Regions from separate parts of the Homo sapiens genome. Here region 1 is linked to region 2. A link is a loop called in an ENCODE intact Hi-C map of the cell type or tissue named here. Cell type or tissue: chondrocyte. All regions are shown on one strand.

The links. A loop is a pair of places that touch in the nucleus more often than their neighbours do. Peaks named below come from ENCODE experiments on the same cell type or tissue, not always from the same donor. Only the 100,000 strongest peaks of a DNase experiment are listed, where the experiment ranks them.
Region 1: it touches region 2 in a loop (5-fold over the local background); 15 of 110 quality-filtered maps call a loop at or near these places.

What each region holds. Positions count from the first base shown.
Region 1 is chr12:131,840,038-131,848,037 of GRCh38, reverse strand. It overlaps MMP17 (matrix metallopeptidase 17), which reads right to left. Exons shown (of 10, transcript NM_016155.7): 4 at 7,182-7,465; 5 at 6,238-6,414; 6 at 3,957-4,041; 7 at 2,838-2,920; 8 at 2,589-2,741. Among named protein-coding and RNA genes, the nearest start is that of MMP17, 16 kb to the right of the region's middle. In chondrocyte, no CTCF peak of the experiment used is centred here; DNase peaks (open chromatin) are centred at 3,956, 6,387, 7,423, 7,718 and 1 weaker place.
Region 2 is chr12:130,911,754-130,919,753 of GRCh38, reverse strand. No RefSeq gene overlaps it. Among named protein-coding and RNA genes, the nearest start is that of ADGRD1, 38 kb to the left of the region's middle. In chondrocyte, a CTCF peak has its summit at 3,377; no DNase peak of the experiment used is centred here.

The sequences.
Region 1 (8,000 bases), 930 kb before region 2:
TGGAGACTGGAAAGGGCTGTGATGTCTGTAAATAGGGGGAGGGATTAAGGAGATGATGGGAGGACCAATGGGCCCTGCCCTGCTATGGCTGAGCAGGAACCAGGACAGATGCGCCTGGTAGGGAACCAGGCAGGGGCAGGCGACACAGGGGACAGAGGGGGAGCAGGGGTGAGACGGCCTGTGGCAAGAGACCCACATGTTCTCAAGTCTCTCCTGGCAGGTGACCAACCCCTCACACCCAGAAATGGGGCTTTATGGTAGCGAAACCTGCAGACACACCTCATCCAGGTGACCACAGCGAACATCACCAGGCAGGGCGGCTCGGGGCTCAGAACACCTGCCCTCGGTGGCATTCCTGCCAGATGTGCAAAACCAGAACCTGATCTGGAGGAGATGCCAGACGGGTCCACCTGGGGGAAGCGGCCTGAACACTTCTAATGTGTGCAAGGCAGGGGAGCCGCACGTGATGGGATCCTGCTCGGGGAGGCTCTACAGGGCACCCTGGGGCCTTTGGCAAGGTGGCCTAGGGGAGGTTAGGAGCAATTGGTCATGAGGTTTGCAAGTAATTTTCTTTTTTCTTTTTTAGTCCAGGTACTGTCTTTGGGGATTTTTTTTTTTTTTTTTTGAGACGGAGTCTCGCTCTGTCACCCAGGCTGGAGTCCAGTGGTGTGATCTCACCTCACTGCAAACTCCGCCTCCCAGGTTCACGCCATTCTCCTGCCTCAGCCTCCCGAGTAGCTGGAACAACAGGTGCCCGCCACCACGCCCGGCAAATTTTTTGTATTTTGTAGTAGAGACGGGGTTTCACCGTGTTAACCAGGATGGTCTCGATTTCCTGACCTTGTAATCTGCCCGCCTCGGCCTCCCAAAATGCTGGGATTGCAGGCGTGAGCCACTGCGCGTGACATTTTGGTTTTTTTTTTTTTTTAGACAAGGTCTTGCTCTGTCGCCCAGGCTGGAGTGCAGTGCACGATCATGGTGCAGTGCAGCCTTGACCTTCTGGCTCAGGTGGTCCTCCTGCCTCAGCCTCCCAGGTAGCTGCAGCCTCTGTCCCTTCAGGAGGGATCAGGCCTCCGGGAACAGTCACCGGAGGGCTCCCAGGTGATGGGGGTGACGGAGTCAAATGCTGAGGGCCGGGCAGGCGATGGAGTTACAGGAAGTGGTTCCCCTGACAGACACGCAGAACACCCTTTACCTCGGCAAGGAAACGGGGTCCCGCCCGTGACTGTGGGAGTGGCTGCCACATTGGATTGAATGACGTCCTCCAAACTCACATCCACCCAGAATCTCAGGACGTGACCTTACTTGGAAAGAGGGTCTTTGCAGATGTGTTAGTTAAGATGAGTTAAGATGGGATTAGGCAGGCCGGGTGCAGTGGCTCACATCTGTAATCTTGGCACTTTGGGACACCAAGGCGGGTGGATCACCTGAAGTCAGGAGTTCGAGACCAGCCTGGCCAACGTGGTGAAACCCTGTCTCCACTAAAAATACAAAAATTAGCCAGGAGTGGTGGCGGGCACCTTGTAATCCCAGCTACTAGGGAGGCTGAGGCAGGAGAATTGCAACCTGGGAGGTGAAGGTTGCAGTGAGCTGAGATCACACCATTGCATTCCAGCCTGGGCAACAGAGTGAGACTTTGTCTCAGAAAAACAAAAAACAAAAAACAAAAAACAAACAGGACTAGGGGACCTGAATCAAGGCCCGGCTTCCTTATAAGAGAAGATGCGGAGATGGGGGAGGAGACGGCCGGGTGGAGACAGAGGCGGTGGCAGGAGGGATGTGGCTGAGGGTGACACTGGATGTGGGAGAGGCCTGGGACAGCCTCCAGAGGGGACCCACCCTGCCTAGCCCTTGATTTCGGACTCGTGGCCTCCAGACTGTGAGGGAAACTCCGGGTGTTTCAGCCCAGCATGGGGGTCTCTGTCCTGCAGCCCTGCCACCCCCACCTGCCCCTGCTACTGTCTCCCTTTCCTGCCCTTCCCGGAGACTTGGAGGCAAAAGGAGTGCTTCCTGTAACACTGCCACGAGGTGGTTCCTGGAACGGTGGGCACCGGGGCCGACCAGGGAGAGGCAGGCCGGCCCTAGCAGCCACGGCCCCTCACGCTTCTGTCCCGAGCCTCCTCCAGGCCCCTGGTACTCCAGCTGCAGCCCCTTTGATGTTTTTGGGACTCGGCAGGGCTGCTCCTGCCTCGCACGGCCGTTCCCCGGGCTGGAACACTGTTCCCTAGTTTCTGCTTGTACAGCATCTCCCTAAGGAGACCTCTCCCCATTGTCCTTCATTTCTGACCACACCGAACGGCACTGGCATCAGCTCCTCCTGACTTGCGGGTGGACTGTGGCCTGACTAGAACGAGGGCAGGGCTTTCCATCGTTTTGCCCTCTGTGTGCCTACAGCGGCTGCCTCAGGACGGGGCATACAGTAGGTGCTCAGAGTGCATCTGCTGAGTGCACAAGCAAACCAGCTGCTCTGTGCTCGACCAGCCTCTGGGCAGACGTAGGGCTTACACGCAGGCTGGACCCTCTCCGTCCCTCCATGAGGCGGACAGAGGGCCCGGGAAGCCCGGAGTGCGACGGGGAGGCCCACCCACCTTTAAAGAAGACGATCTTGTGGTCGCTGGTGCGCTCGTACACGGCGTCCACGCTGTCCAGGTGCAGCGGCAGGCCCCGCCAGAAGCGGTGCATCTGTGCCGGCTGCAGGGACACCAGGTGCCGGTCCCGCGTCAGCCGCCAGAAGTACTTGCCTGGGGGCACAGAGGGGAGGGCCGGGCTGCAGAGACGGTCTGCACCCAGAGTGGGCCATGGCCCTCAGCCAACCGCCACGGGAACCCTGGAGGTACCTTTGAAGAAGAAAGCTTCACCCCGGATCTGGGCCACCGCGTCAAAGTGAGTGCTGCATCTGTGGGGCACGTCCTTCCTGGGCCTGCAGGGAGAGAGCCAGGTGGGCTGGGAGGCGGGGCCTGGGCAGCGCGGGACAGGGCATCCTGCGGCAGAGCCCCTGACCTGAGCGGCATGGGACAGGCATCCTTGTGTGGAGCCCCTATCCTTGCCTAGAGGTCTGCTAAAGGCAAATTAAAACGGGGGTGCCTGTCCACCGCTTCAGCGGGCGGGGGCCGAGATCTACGCTCTGAGCATACAGAGCGCCAGGGAGCTGCGGGGAGGGCAGGAGCTCAGGGGTGGAGACTGGTGTAGCACCCTGGGCCTGGCTGGGTGCCAAACACCCACGCCACGGGACCCCACGCCACGGGACCCCAAGCCCGGGCCTAGAATTCGGTCCTACAAGAAGCGTGTTCACAGCGACGTGGCTGTAGCGACAGAAGGTCAGGGACAAGGTGCATGTCCACCGAGAGACGACTCGACACAGAGCGTGGCTCCTTCGCAGCTTTAACCGGGAGGGTTACACGTACGGTCCTGTGACATCTGGGGCTGGGTGGCACAAGGTCACAGCTTCTACCGGCCTCTGGCAATACCAGCTCTCAAGACAACTTCACTGGGAATCCAGTTGCTGTGGGAGGGTCATGCCTCGTGGAGCAGCCCCAGTGGCCGTCCCAGTTGGGCCCAGCCCTGGCACCAGATGTGGGCCCCGGCAGTGAACATCCCTCCCGCTGGGGGCACAGGCCAGACACTCGCAGGCCCTGCCTGACTTCCTGATGCTGGGAATCCATGAGCTTGATGAAACATTCCTCAAGCTGGGCTGCTTGTCACATGGCAGTAGCTGACAGGGACGAGGGGGAGAGGAAACCTTGTCTGAAGTTCTCATTTCTGTGCAGGACCCCTGGCAGGGGAGGGCCGGTATTAGATGGGGTTTAAGAAAAGACAAAATGTCACTGGGGGCTCAGTCGGCCACACAGCTGTGCGTTTCCCAGGACTCTGAGCCACGATTTGGGGCAAATGTTGCGTGGGACAGGGATGAGGACAGACAGACCCCAGCGGGTGGTGACCGTGGGCCCAGGGCTTACGGGGCGCTGGACCGGTTGTCTGGGGGCTCCGGCAGCAGGGGAGGCTCCTCGGGCTGCGCCGTGGGAGACACAGACTCCCGCACACCTGCGGGAGACAAGGAGGAGGACGGCCTCAAACCCCCGACGCCCGCCTCCCCCCACATCCCACCAGCCCTTCTGAATCCCAGGGATGAAACCGAGGCCACTCAGCAGACAGGCTCTGTGGGGGCGCAGCTGCGATCAGCGAGACTGCTGCCCCCAGAGCTGACGTCGAGGTGGGAGTCAGACCCCTCGCCGAGTTAAACACTCAGTGTGTGAGCACTGCCCTGCAATTCCACCCCGGGGTACACCCTAAAGAGCTGAAGACAGGCGTTCCCACAGGAGCTCGTACACCAGCCTTCACAGCACTGTTCACCGCAGCCAACAGGGGTGACAACCCAGTGCCTGCTATAGGCTGCATGATGACAAAACTATTCAGCCATGAGAATAAATCCAGGTCAAATCCATGCTACCATGGGGTGAACCTGGAACACGCTATGCTCAGTGGAAGAAGCCGGGCCGGGCACAGTGGTTCGTGCCTGTATTCCCAGCACTTTCAGAGGCCAGGGCAAGAGAATTGCTTGAGCCCAGGAGTTTGAGACCAGCCTGGGCAACATGGTGAGACCCCATTTCTACAAAAAAATCTAAAAATTAGCCAGGTGTGATAGTGCATGCCTGTAGTCCCAGCTGTTCAGGAGGCTGAGTCAGGAGGATCACTTGAGCCCAGGAGTTTTGAGACAAGCCTGGGCCACATAGTGAGACCCCCATCTCTAAAAAAAAAAAAAAAAAAAAAAAAGAGGCCAGGTGCGGTGGCTCACGCCTATAATCCCAGCACTTTGGGAGGCCGAGGTGGGTGGATCACGAGGTCAGAAGATCGAGACCATCCTGGCTAACAGTGAAACCCCGTCTCTACTAAAAAAAAAATACAAAAAATTAGCCGGGCGTGGTGGCGGTCACCTGTAGTCCCAGCTACTCGGAAGGCTGAGGTCGCAGCGAGCCGAGATCGCGCCACTGCGCTCCAGCCTGGGTGACAGAGTGAGACTCCATCTCAAAAAAAAAGAGCCAGACACAAAAGGTTGCATGGCTGCATTAGAGGCCCATCTATGAAGAAAGGAGGTCAGGGGTTGCCAGGGGCTGGGGGGATGGGATGGGCGTCGGGTCTCCTTCGGTGGTAGTGGGTGATGAAAAAGTTCTGGAACCAGATAGAGGTGGCATCCACACAACCTTGTGAATGTCCTGAACGCATAGAAGTACACACCTTGAAATTGTGAATTTCTTTCTTTTTTTTTTTTTGAGGCAGTCTCACTCTGCCACCCAGGCTGGAGTGCAGTGGTGCGATCTCAGCTCACTGCAACCTCTGCCTCCCGGGTTCAAGTGATTCTCCTGCCTCAGCCTCCTGAGTAGCTGGGATTACAGGCACCTGCTACCATATCCGGCTAATTTTGTATTTTTAGTAGAGACAGGGTTTCACCATGTTGGCCAGGCTGGTCTCAAACTCCTGACCTCAAGTGATCCACCCGCCTCAGCCTCCCAAAGTGCCGGGATTACAGGTATGAGCCACTGCATCCGGCCAAAAAAGTGAATTGCATGGGATGTGAATTTTACTACAGTGGAAACGATGCATGGATGTCAGAGCATGTGAAGCGGCAAGGACGATGCTGAGGCCGGGAGGGTCCGGGCGGCAGGGGCAGCACTACTGCAGGGTGTGGTGGGCGGTGTGGAGGGCAGCTGGGGCTGGGTATAAGTGAGGTGACCGCGTCGGCCTCTGATGCACGTGTGCTGTCTCCCCGGGGCACCAGCTCCCAGGACAGGGGCTCTGCCTCACTTCCTGATGTGAACCCAGCAGAGGGGTCCCTGGTGCCTGACTTGGCTACTCTTGGGTTTCCCAGGCAATCTACATACCTCTGGGTGCCTCAGTTTTCTCATCTGTAAAGTGGGGACAGTAGTCCTACCTTATATGGCCACAAAGATCAGATGATTTAAGACGTGCAATGTGATTTGCACAGGCCTGGGACGCCATCAACCCTGCCTGTCGTAACTCCACCAGTGTCTGGGGCGCAGAGGTGGAATTCTGATCTAGGGGCTCTGGGGACGTCAGGGGTGGGCTCTGTGGACAGGCCAGAGCGTCCCAGCTGGCACGGCACCATCCGTGGAGGGAACAGCGGGGAGAGCAAACCCTCCCGGGGGGGCTCTGCTCAGGGGTGCCTGGGGTTTCTGACCCCTCTTCCAGGGGCCCTGTGTCTGGCTTCGGGGAGACACTCACCGTACAGCTGCCAGACGCGCACCTTGTCCTCGTAGGGGAGCCCGTAGCGCAGCGGGTCACCCACCGGGCCCTGGTAGTACGGCCGCATGATGGAGTGTGCAGCGGCCACATGGCTTAACCCAATGGCGTGGCCAAACTCGTGGACAGCCACTGCAAACAGGTCCATCCCGTGGGCATCTGGGGACACAGGGAGCCATGTGAACTAAGGGCAAGAAGGGCCCTGTCCCCGCGGGGAGGGACCAGCAGGCCCCCACCATGCTCTGGGGTGACCATGGGGATGCCTCGATGCCGGCTGCGCCAGAGGGATTCTGCAGGGTTACTGGGAATTAACGCGATTCCCCTGGGGGCTCTGTGGGGCCTGCTGGGCTTCCCAGGCCTGGGGTCTTTGTACCATTCATGGAGCGGCTGATAACCTTTTCTGCATAAGGCCACACAGATAACACCTTGTGCCTGGGGCCTGGGTTACATGGGGCCAGGTGTCGGTCGGATGACCTGAGGCCCAATGCTGTGGGCACTGACCCCTGGCCCCACAAGACGGGCCTGGGCTCCCAGGACTGCATGGTTCCCAAGGCTACAGTCCAGAGGTCAGAACAGCCTCTGCAGAGCTGAGACTTCTGCAGACAACGGGACTTAGCGGGAGTGACACTGAGCCGGGGCCACAGAGGCCTCGCAGGCCTCCTGCTCTGTCAGGTGCTGAGAACGTGATGAGGACAAGCTCGGCTCAGCCAGCGGTGTCCCTGCCCGACAGGCCAGCACCCAGCGAGGTCAGCCGGGCCGAGCACAGATGCTGTGAGATCGGCCTAGTGGGAAATGCCCAGCCGTGCTCAGGAGCAGCCGCGTGTGTTTTCAGCCGCAGGGTTGGGGATGGGGGGGCCATGGCTGCTCCTCAGCCTCACAGGCCGCTGGGGCTCCTGACTCTGCCCTGAGGGCTGCCCCAGACGCACCCGAGGAGCGGAAGGTCCAGGCCTCGTCATCGTCAAAGTGGGTGTCCCCGGCGGTGTGGTGGTGGCCGGGGAAGAAGGCGTGGGCCACGGTGCCGCCGGGGCCGTCGAAGGGGTAGCCGTCGTTATGGTCGGCCTTGGAGAAGTCGATCTGGATGTCGGCGGCGCTGCCCGCCACCTCGTGGAAGTTCAGGGGCGCAATGTCGCTCCAGACCTTGAGGGCGTAGTACATGAGTGCACGCACCGTGTCGTGCCCCAGTGGTGAGTCCCGTGGGAACGTCCGGACCCTGCAGGCAGGGGTCAGCCCAGAGTGAGTCACGGAGAACAGGCCACGTGCCCCAGGCCGAGGTTCCCTGAACGCCCCTCCTCAGCCCGGGGGTGCCCCTATGAGGGTCTCCCCCATCTTCCGCCTTCCTCCCCACGCCAGGAGTCATCCGATGCACTCACGGCGGTTCCAGTAGTTCACTGGGATAGATGACGGAGGGAGGGAAATGAGAGCCCAGGCAGGCTGAGACCCCCAGGCCACAGGCAAACGTCAGCTCCCGCGTGGAGCCATCAGCCCCAGGGCCCTCAACGGTGCGTCCCGTCTGCCCCATCCCCCTGCTCCCCACTGAAGGGGCTCTCTCGGTTCACCAGCCCTCACACTAGCCAGGGCCCATCTGAGATAGTTTTGACTCCGGGGGACAGCAGAAGGTGAGTGGGTCACATAGTGTCCCGCCAAATTCACGTCCATCCGGAACCTTAGAATATGACCTGGTTTGGAAATAGGGTTGGCTGGGTGTGGTGGCTCACACTTGTAACCCCAGCACTTTGGGAGGCCAG
Region 2 (8,000 bases):
ATGATTTCAACATAGGGAAATATGACTTCAACATGGGGGAATATGATTTCAACATGGGGAAATATGATTTCAACATGGGGAAATATGATTTCAACATGGGGAAATATGATTTAAACATAGGGAAATATGATTTCAACATGAGGGAATGTGATTTCAATGTGAGGAAATATGATTTAAACATGGGGAAGTATGATTTCATCATGGAATATGATTTCAGCATGAGGGAATATGATTTAAACATGGGGAAATATGATTTCAACATGAGGGAATATGATTTAAACATGGGGAAATATGACTTCAACCTGGGGGAATATGATTTCAACATGGGGAAATATGATTTCAACATGGAGAAATATGATTTAAACATAGGGAAATATGATTTCAACATGAGGGAATGTGATTTCAACGTGAGGAAATATGATTTAAACATGGGGAAGTATGATTTCATCATGGAATATGATTTCAGCATAAGGGAATATGATTTAAATATGGGGAAATATGATTTCAACATGGGGAAGTAGATTTCAACATGAGGGAATATGATTTCAACATGGAGAAATATAACTTCAACATGAGGAAATATTTAAACATGGGGAAATATGATTTAAACATGGGGGAATATGATTTCAACATGGGGGAATATGATTTCAACATGAGGGAATATGATTTCAAATAGAGAAATATGATTTTGACATGGAGGAACATGAGTTTTAGGTGCTAAGTATGAGCAACAGAGACGTTAGACCGGCAGACCCTTTGGAAATGGGCTGGCCCTCGATGCTCTGAGGTCATGGGGAAATCTTAGCCTCAACCAAAACAAACAAAAGAAAATAAAAGAAAACCACTCTTCTCGTGCCCTGGTTCAAACAGTTCCCTTTACAATTCTAAGCTGATGGCAGCATTGAGTAGCCGCACCTGACAGCTACTTTCTCCCCTTCTTCAAGGCCTGTTTGCCACCAGCTCCCTTCTCTGAGTGCAGAAAGCCTGTGAGGCTCACAGAGGCGAGGGCCGCCAGCCCGATGCCTGCAAGGTGGGGTGAAACCATAGGCACTCCATAAACTTGGCCACCTGGCCCCCAAACCACCTGCCACCCCTGGAGTCGACGGCTCCTCCTGCACCACCTCATAGCTAATGAAGGATGCAATCACGTTGGCCGTCTGGCAAATCTACATGTCTGCCAGGGCCCCGCCACAGGGCGCGGTGGGAATTAATACTGGGAGGTTGTGCCACGTTCCTGACGAGTGCAACGCGGGTCAGGGAGGGGTGACCTTTCCCTCTCCAGATGCCGTTCTCGCCTAGACACCAGCCACCCTGAAGGAACTGAAACAGGACCCCTGAAGTGAGCAGGCGCGTGTGGGCCGCTGTTAGCGCACAGCTTCTATCGAGACATCTAGAATATGTCTAGATGTCTAGAATATGTCTAGATGCAGAACTATCAATTCTAGAATTCCACGACGAAATCTTTCTCAAGGTTCAGACTCCGAGCCTCAGCGTTCTGCTCTGCTGCCCCCCTCGTGGAGATGGGTGTCTACTGAGCTCGCGGAGCAGGTGGGTGTCACCTGCGCTAACAGGTACTTAGTAAGGGGGTCCGTTCGTCAAATGGAAACACGCCACCCTTATCGTGAAAAGGGGAGCCGTCAGTCCCCACTTTCCCCTGATATCCACTATCTTTACCATCATCTAATGACGGAGGATGACCCGGTGTCCTAGCGGGATTACCAGGATCCCACCAACGCTAGCCTCACCTCCAGATACTCCACGCTCACCCAGCGTGTGCCCACCATGTTCCAACCACACAGACCAGCCGGGTCCTCCAAAAGCCCGCATCCCTCCTGCCTCAGAGGCTTTGCACACACGCCCCCTTTCCCTGGAATATGATCCACCCCACCCCACCTGTGGCTCTCTTGGCCAATGAACCCCGGTTCTTCCTTGAACCTCAGCACTTCCCCGACTTCTGAAGCTCACAGCCCCCGTTAGACACGTTCACAGCTGCCCGCTGCGCTTCCTCGCTGACAGCATTTAAAAGTTAGGAATTACCAGTCTCTGTGCTTGTCTCCCAAACTAAAATAATAAGCCTCAACAGGAGAGGTACCAAGCTGAGTCTGACTCACCCTTTGTCTCCAGCCGCTAGTGCAAGTCAGGCCTCCCGCACAGGGCTGCCCAATTTTCTTGAGTGAAGAGATGAGATGAATCCTGCAGGTGGTAAACAGGGTGGAGGTAGGCTACTGCCTTCTGTGGAAGTGCCTTCCTCGAGCTACGTACTGCACAGCACCCTAATACCGACGCGTGGTTCAAGAACCACTAGCCTCAGTGTCGGCCGGGAGCCGGTTAGAAAAACACAGAGTGCCAGGGCACCCCAAATTTCTCATGAAAGTTTGAGAGGTGCTGCACAGTGAAACTGAGGAAAGCATGCATGGACGAACAAAAACCTGTGGCTTTTGTCTCAGAGTCCCTTTGCTAAAATCTTGCCGATTGCCTCTTTCCAAGCATCAAGACCTGATATCCTCTGAAATCTCAGAAATCTCTAAAGCGATGATATTTGACAGACTTATGTGGCCTTACGAACCACCTGGATACCTCAAAGGACTTTTCCAGCTTAAATTGATTTATCTGATGCCCCCACAATTGACAGAGCTACTGCAGCTGGCGTCACGACGTTAAGAGCTGCCACAAAGTCTCCCTGTTTTCTTGAGTGTTTACGTTATACCTTCAATGATTGACCTTCCAGAGACACGATTTCACTGAGGCTTAGAACATTGAATTATTTCAAGACACAGCTCCACACACACGTATTAGTTCCCCTAAAAACCTGGATATTAGGTGCATCTGAACTACCCTAGGTATTCAGTGGCACAGCGTCTGCCTCGGCTTAAAATATGACTTCCCAATAACGTTGTTATTTCTACGATTCCTTTGCTGGCTGTGCATGCAGATATCTGCGGTTTCATGTGCCTCTTTGCAAAGGCAATCAGCCCAAGCAGCCGAGCGTAAACGCATTTCTAGTCGTCTGTGCTGCTCAGGGCGTCTCAGAAGACACACCAGTCTTTCCTCCCCTAAGTTGTAATGCTCTGAAGCACTTAAGGATTTCATTAGCAATGAACTAATCGCTGTTCTGCAAGACCTGAAAAGAAAATTAAAATGTGACCCAGAAAAGGACACCGTCCTTTGGTACTGCTTAGGCAGCCGAATCTCTCTTGTTCCAAACGACACCTGCTTGATGTGGCTTTTCTTCCGTAATAAGTTACAAATCCGTACTGCGATCATTAATCATGAGAGCCTCATCCACGTCCCCTTTTTGAGAAGGTGAGCTGGAGGGGTGATTACCGCGGACCATTTGAACAAAGGCGCGTAAGAGTGTGGCCACAGCGTGGAGCGTGAGCGTCCCCATGTGTCGCGAAGGGGAATTTATTCCATGAATGTCGCAATCGCCAATTGCACAGCGATTCTGAGAGGCGGCAGCCCGGCCGGGTCCTGCGTGCCGGGGATGCGGAGGTGCATTAGACAGTCAGGCGCCCTACCCCATAGCACATATTTCAGCTGGACAGCAAATATCTGTGTGCCCCACAAACAAGTCCCAGAGGACAGGGACCTCTTGCTTGGTTTACCAAGAATCACTGAGCGTCTAGAAAGGGTTTGGCACAGGTGACCAATAAATATGTATCGAATGAACAAATACAAATAAAAAGACAATTACGCATTTTGGGCAAGGCATGTTGGCTCACACCTGTAATCCCGGCGCCGTGGGAGGCCAAGGTCGTCTTGAGACCAGGAGTTTGAAACCAGCCTAGGCAACATAGTAAGACCCCATCTCTACAAAAAATTAAAAAATAAAAATTAACCAAGCATGGTGGCACGTGCCCGTAGTCCCGGTTACTCAGGAGGCTGAAGCAGGAGGATGGTTTGAGCTCAGGAGGTCGAGACTGTAGTGAGCTATGATCACACCACTGCACTCCAGCCTGGGTGACAGAGCAAGACCCCATTTCAAAAATTAAAAAAGAAGGAAATTATGCATTTTAAAAATGTGGTTGCATGGGCCGGGCGCGGTGGCTCACGCCTGTAATCCCAGCACTTTGGGAGGCCGAGGCGGGCGGATCACGAGGTGAGGAAATCGTGACCATCCTGGCTAACACGGTGAAACCCCGTCTCTACTAAAAACATGCAAAAAAAGTAGCTGGGCGCGGTGGCGGCGGCCTGTAATCCCAGCTACTCGGGAGGCTGAGGCAGGAGAATGGCGTGAACCCAGGAGGCGGAGCTTGCAGTGAGCCGAGATCGAGCCTCTGCACTCCAGCCTGGGCCACTGAGGGAGACTCTGCCTCAAAAAAAAAAAAAAAAAAAAAAAAAAAAAAAAAGTGGTTGCATGTTTTTCTTCTTGAGTTTGAAGAGTTCTGGTATATTCTGGATACAAGTCCTGTATCAGATATGTGACTTTCAAGTATTTTTGCCCATTCTGGGATATACATACATTTTCATTCTCTTAGCATCATTTGAAGAGAAGAAATTCTTGATTTTGATAAAGTACAATTTATAATCTTTTTTTATTTATAGATCATACTTGTGTCATATCTAGGAATTATTTACCTCACCCAAGATAACAAAGATTTTCTCCTATGTTGTCTTCCTGAATTTTAGCAGTTTTAGGTGTTACAGCTAATTCTATTACCTTTTTTGAGTTAATTTTATAGATGATACAAAATATTAATTGAGGCTTGCTTTTTCTGCCTATGGATGTCCAATTTCTACAGCATAATTTGTTGGAAAGATTATCTTTTCTCCGTTGAATTTCTTTTGCAGCTTTGCCAAAAATCAATTAACCATATGCCTATGAGTTCATTTCTGGACTCTCTACTCTGTTCCATTGATCTTTTTGCCTGTCTTTATGCCAATACCACACTGTCTTAATTATGATAACTTTGTAGTAATTCTAAAGTCGGGTAATGTAAGTCTACCAACTGTACTGATCTTTTTCTAAGTTGTTTTGGTTCTTCTAGGTCCTTTGTACTACCATTTAAATTTTATAATCGCCATGTCAATTTCTTCAAAATCTGCTGAGATTTTTATTGGAATGGCATTGAATTGATAGATCAATTTGGGGAGAATTGACATCATAATAATACTGAAACTTTCAGACCAAGAGCACAGTCTATGGCCCATTCATTTAGACCTTCTTTCTCTTAGTAGTGGGTTGTAGTGCAGTGTCCTTTACATCTTTTGTGTCTACATCATTTTTATGCCTTTGTAAGTTATATTTCTATTTCAATTTCTGCTTGTTCATTATGATTACAGAAATTCAATACATGTTGTATATAGATTTTATATCCTTTTTTTTTTTTTTTTTTGAGACAGAGTCTTGCTCTGTCACCCAGGCTGGAATGCAGTGGTGCGATCTCAGCTCACTGCAACTTCTGCCTCCTGGGTTCCAATGATTCTCCTGCCTCAGCCTCCCCAGTATCTAGGATTACAGGTGCATGCCACCATACCCAGCTACTTTTTTGTATTTTAGCAGAGATAGGGTTTCACTGTGTTACCCAGGCTGGCCTTGAACTCCTGAGCTCAGGCAATCTGCCCACCTCGGCCTCCCAAAGTGCTGGGATTACAGGTGTGATCCACCGTGCCTGGCCCACTTTTCAATTATAGCAGCTTTTTTGTAGATCATATAGAATTTTCTACATATACAATATACCATCTGCAAATAAATAATGCCTTTACACTTTCCTTCCCAATCCAGTTCCCTTTTATTTCTTTTTCTTGCCTTATTGCAAGAGCAATTGCACATTGCACTGCACCTCCAGACAACATCGAGTAGACACAATGAGAACAGGCACTCACCCGTGCCTTGCCCTGATCATAGGAGAAAGTCTTTTTAGCTGCTTAAGTATAAATATATATTAACTGTAAATTTTCCATAGATTTCTTTCATTATGATGGGGAAGCTACCTTCTAATTATAGTTTGCAGACAGTTTTAATCAGAAATGGATGTTGAAGTCTGTCAAATGCTCACTAGGCTTCTATTGAGATGATCGTGTAATGTAGCTCCTGATATGTTTAATTATATTGATTAATTTTTAAATGTCAAGTTAATCTTACATTTCTGGGGTAATGCCTACTTGCTCATGATGTATTATCCTTTATATATATGTTAATTTGGATTTGCTAATATTTTAAGAATTTTACTCAAATATTGATGTTCAGTGCTATAACTTTCCCTCTAAGAATGTAATGCTATAAATTTCCCCCTAAAGCCACTTTAACTCATCTCATAAGTTTTGACATGCTGTGTTTTCATTCTCATTTACTTCAAAATGCTAATTTTTCTTTTGGTTCCTTTTTTGACTTATGGGTAGACATGTGTTATTGAGTTTCCAAATACTTAGAGATTTTGCTGAGTTTTTTTTATTGATTTCCAATTTTTCCAACTTTTTATTCCACATGACCAAAAAATATATTTTGTAAAAAAAAAAAAAAAAAAAAAAAAAAAAAAAAAAAAAAGGGGCCAGGTGCGGTGGCTCACAACTGTAATCCCAGCACTTTGGGAGGCCAAGGAGGGCGGATCACAAGGTCAGGAGTTTGAGACCCAGCCTGGCCGATATGGTGAAACCCTGTCTCTACTAAAAATACAAAAATTAGCCGGGCGTGGTTGCGGGCGCCTGTACTCCCAGCTACTTGGGATGCTGAGGCAAAATTGCTTGAACCCAGGAGGTGGGGGTTGCAGTGAGCCAAGAGCACACCACTGCTCTCCAGCCTGGGCAACGGAGAGAGACTCTGTCTCAAAAAAAAAAAAATATATATATATATATATATATATATATATATGTATATATATATGTATATATATATGTATATATATGTATATATATATGTATATATGTATATGTATATATATATGTATATATGTATGTGTATATATATATGTATATATGTATGTGTATATATATATGTATATATGTATGTGTATATATATGTGTATATGTATGTGTATATATATGTGTATATGTATGTGTATATATATATGTGTATATATATATGTATATATATATGTGTATGTATTTATGTATTTTGTGTGACTTGAAGTCTTTTAAATTTACTGGGACTTTTCTTATGGCCAGAATATGGTTTTCCTTGGTAAGCGTTCTGTGCGCACTTGAAAAGAACGTGTATTCTACCATTGTTGAGTAGATCGTTTTAAAAGTGTCAACTTGGATGATGATGTTCATGTTGTTCATGATGATGTTCATCTTTACTGAGTATTTGTCCACTTGGTCTATCAGTTGTTGAGTGAGGGTGTTAAAATCTCTGACAATATTTGTAGTTTTTCTACTTCTTGCACATCTATCAGTTTTTGCTGTGCATATTTTGATGCTCTTTTATTAGGTGCATGAATGTTTATGATAATTAAGATTTCTTGATGAATTTATCCCCTTTATAATTTTGTAATGATCCTCTTAATTCCTGGTTTTTCTGCTACAAAGTCTACTATCTCTAATGTTAATATAGTCAATAAGCTTCCTTGCTATTAGTATTAGCATACTGTAACTTTTTCTATTCTTTTACTTTTAACTTACTTGAGCCTTTAAATTTGAAGTGAGTTTCCTGTAGGCAGCATACTAGATTGTCCAATTTGGCATCTCTTTCTTTCAATTTGAGGTATTTATACCATTTACATTTAATGTGATTACTGGTATGGTTAGATCTAAATCTATTATCTTGCCATTTATTTTCTATTTATCCTATCTATTCTTTGTTCCTTCTTCTTTTTCTGCCTTCTATTAGATTAAATGTTTTAAATGATTCTATTGTATTTCCATGCTTTGCTTATTGGCTATAATTCTTTACTGTATTATTTTAGTAGCTGCATTAGAATGTACCACATTCATCTTACACCTACTGCACTCCACCTTGAGGTAACATTACATCACTTCATGTATGGTATAAAAGCCTTATAAAAATACACTTCCATTTCTCCCTTATTGGCCTTTGTACTATTACCATTATACATTTCACC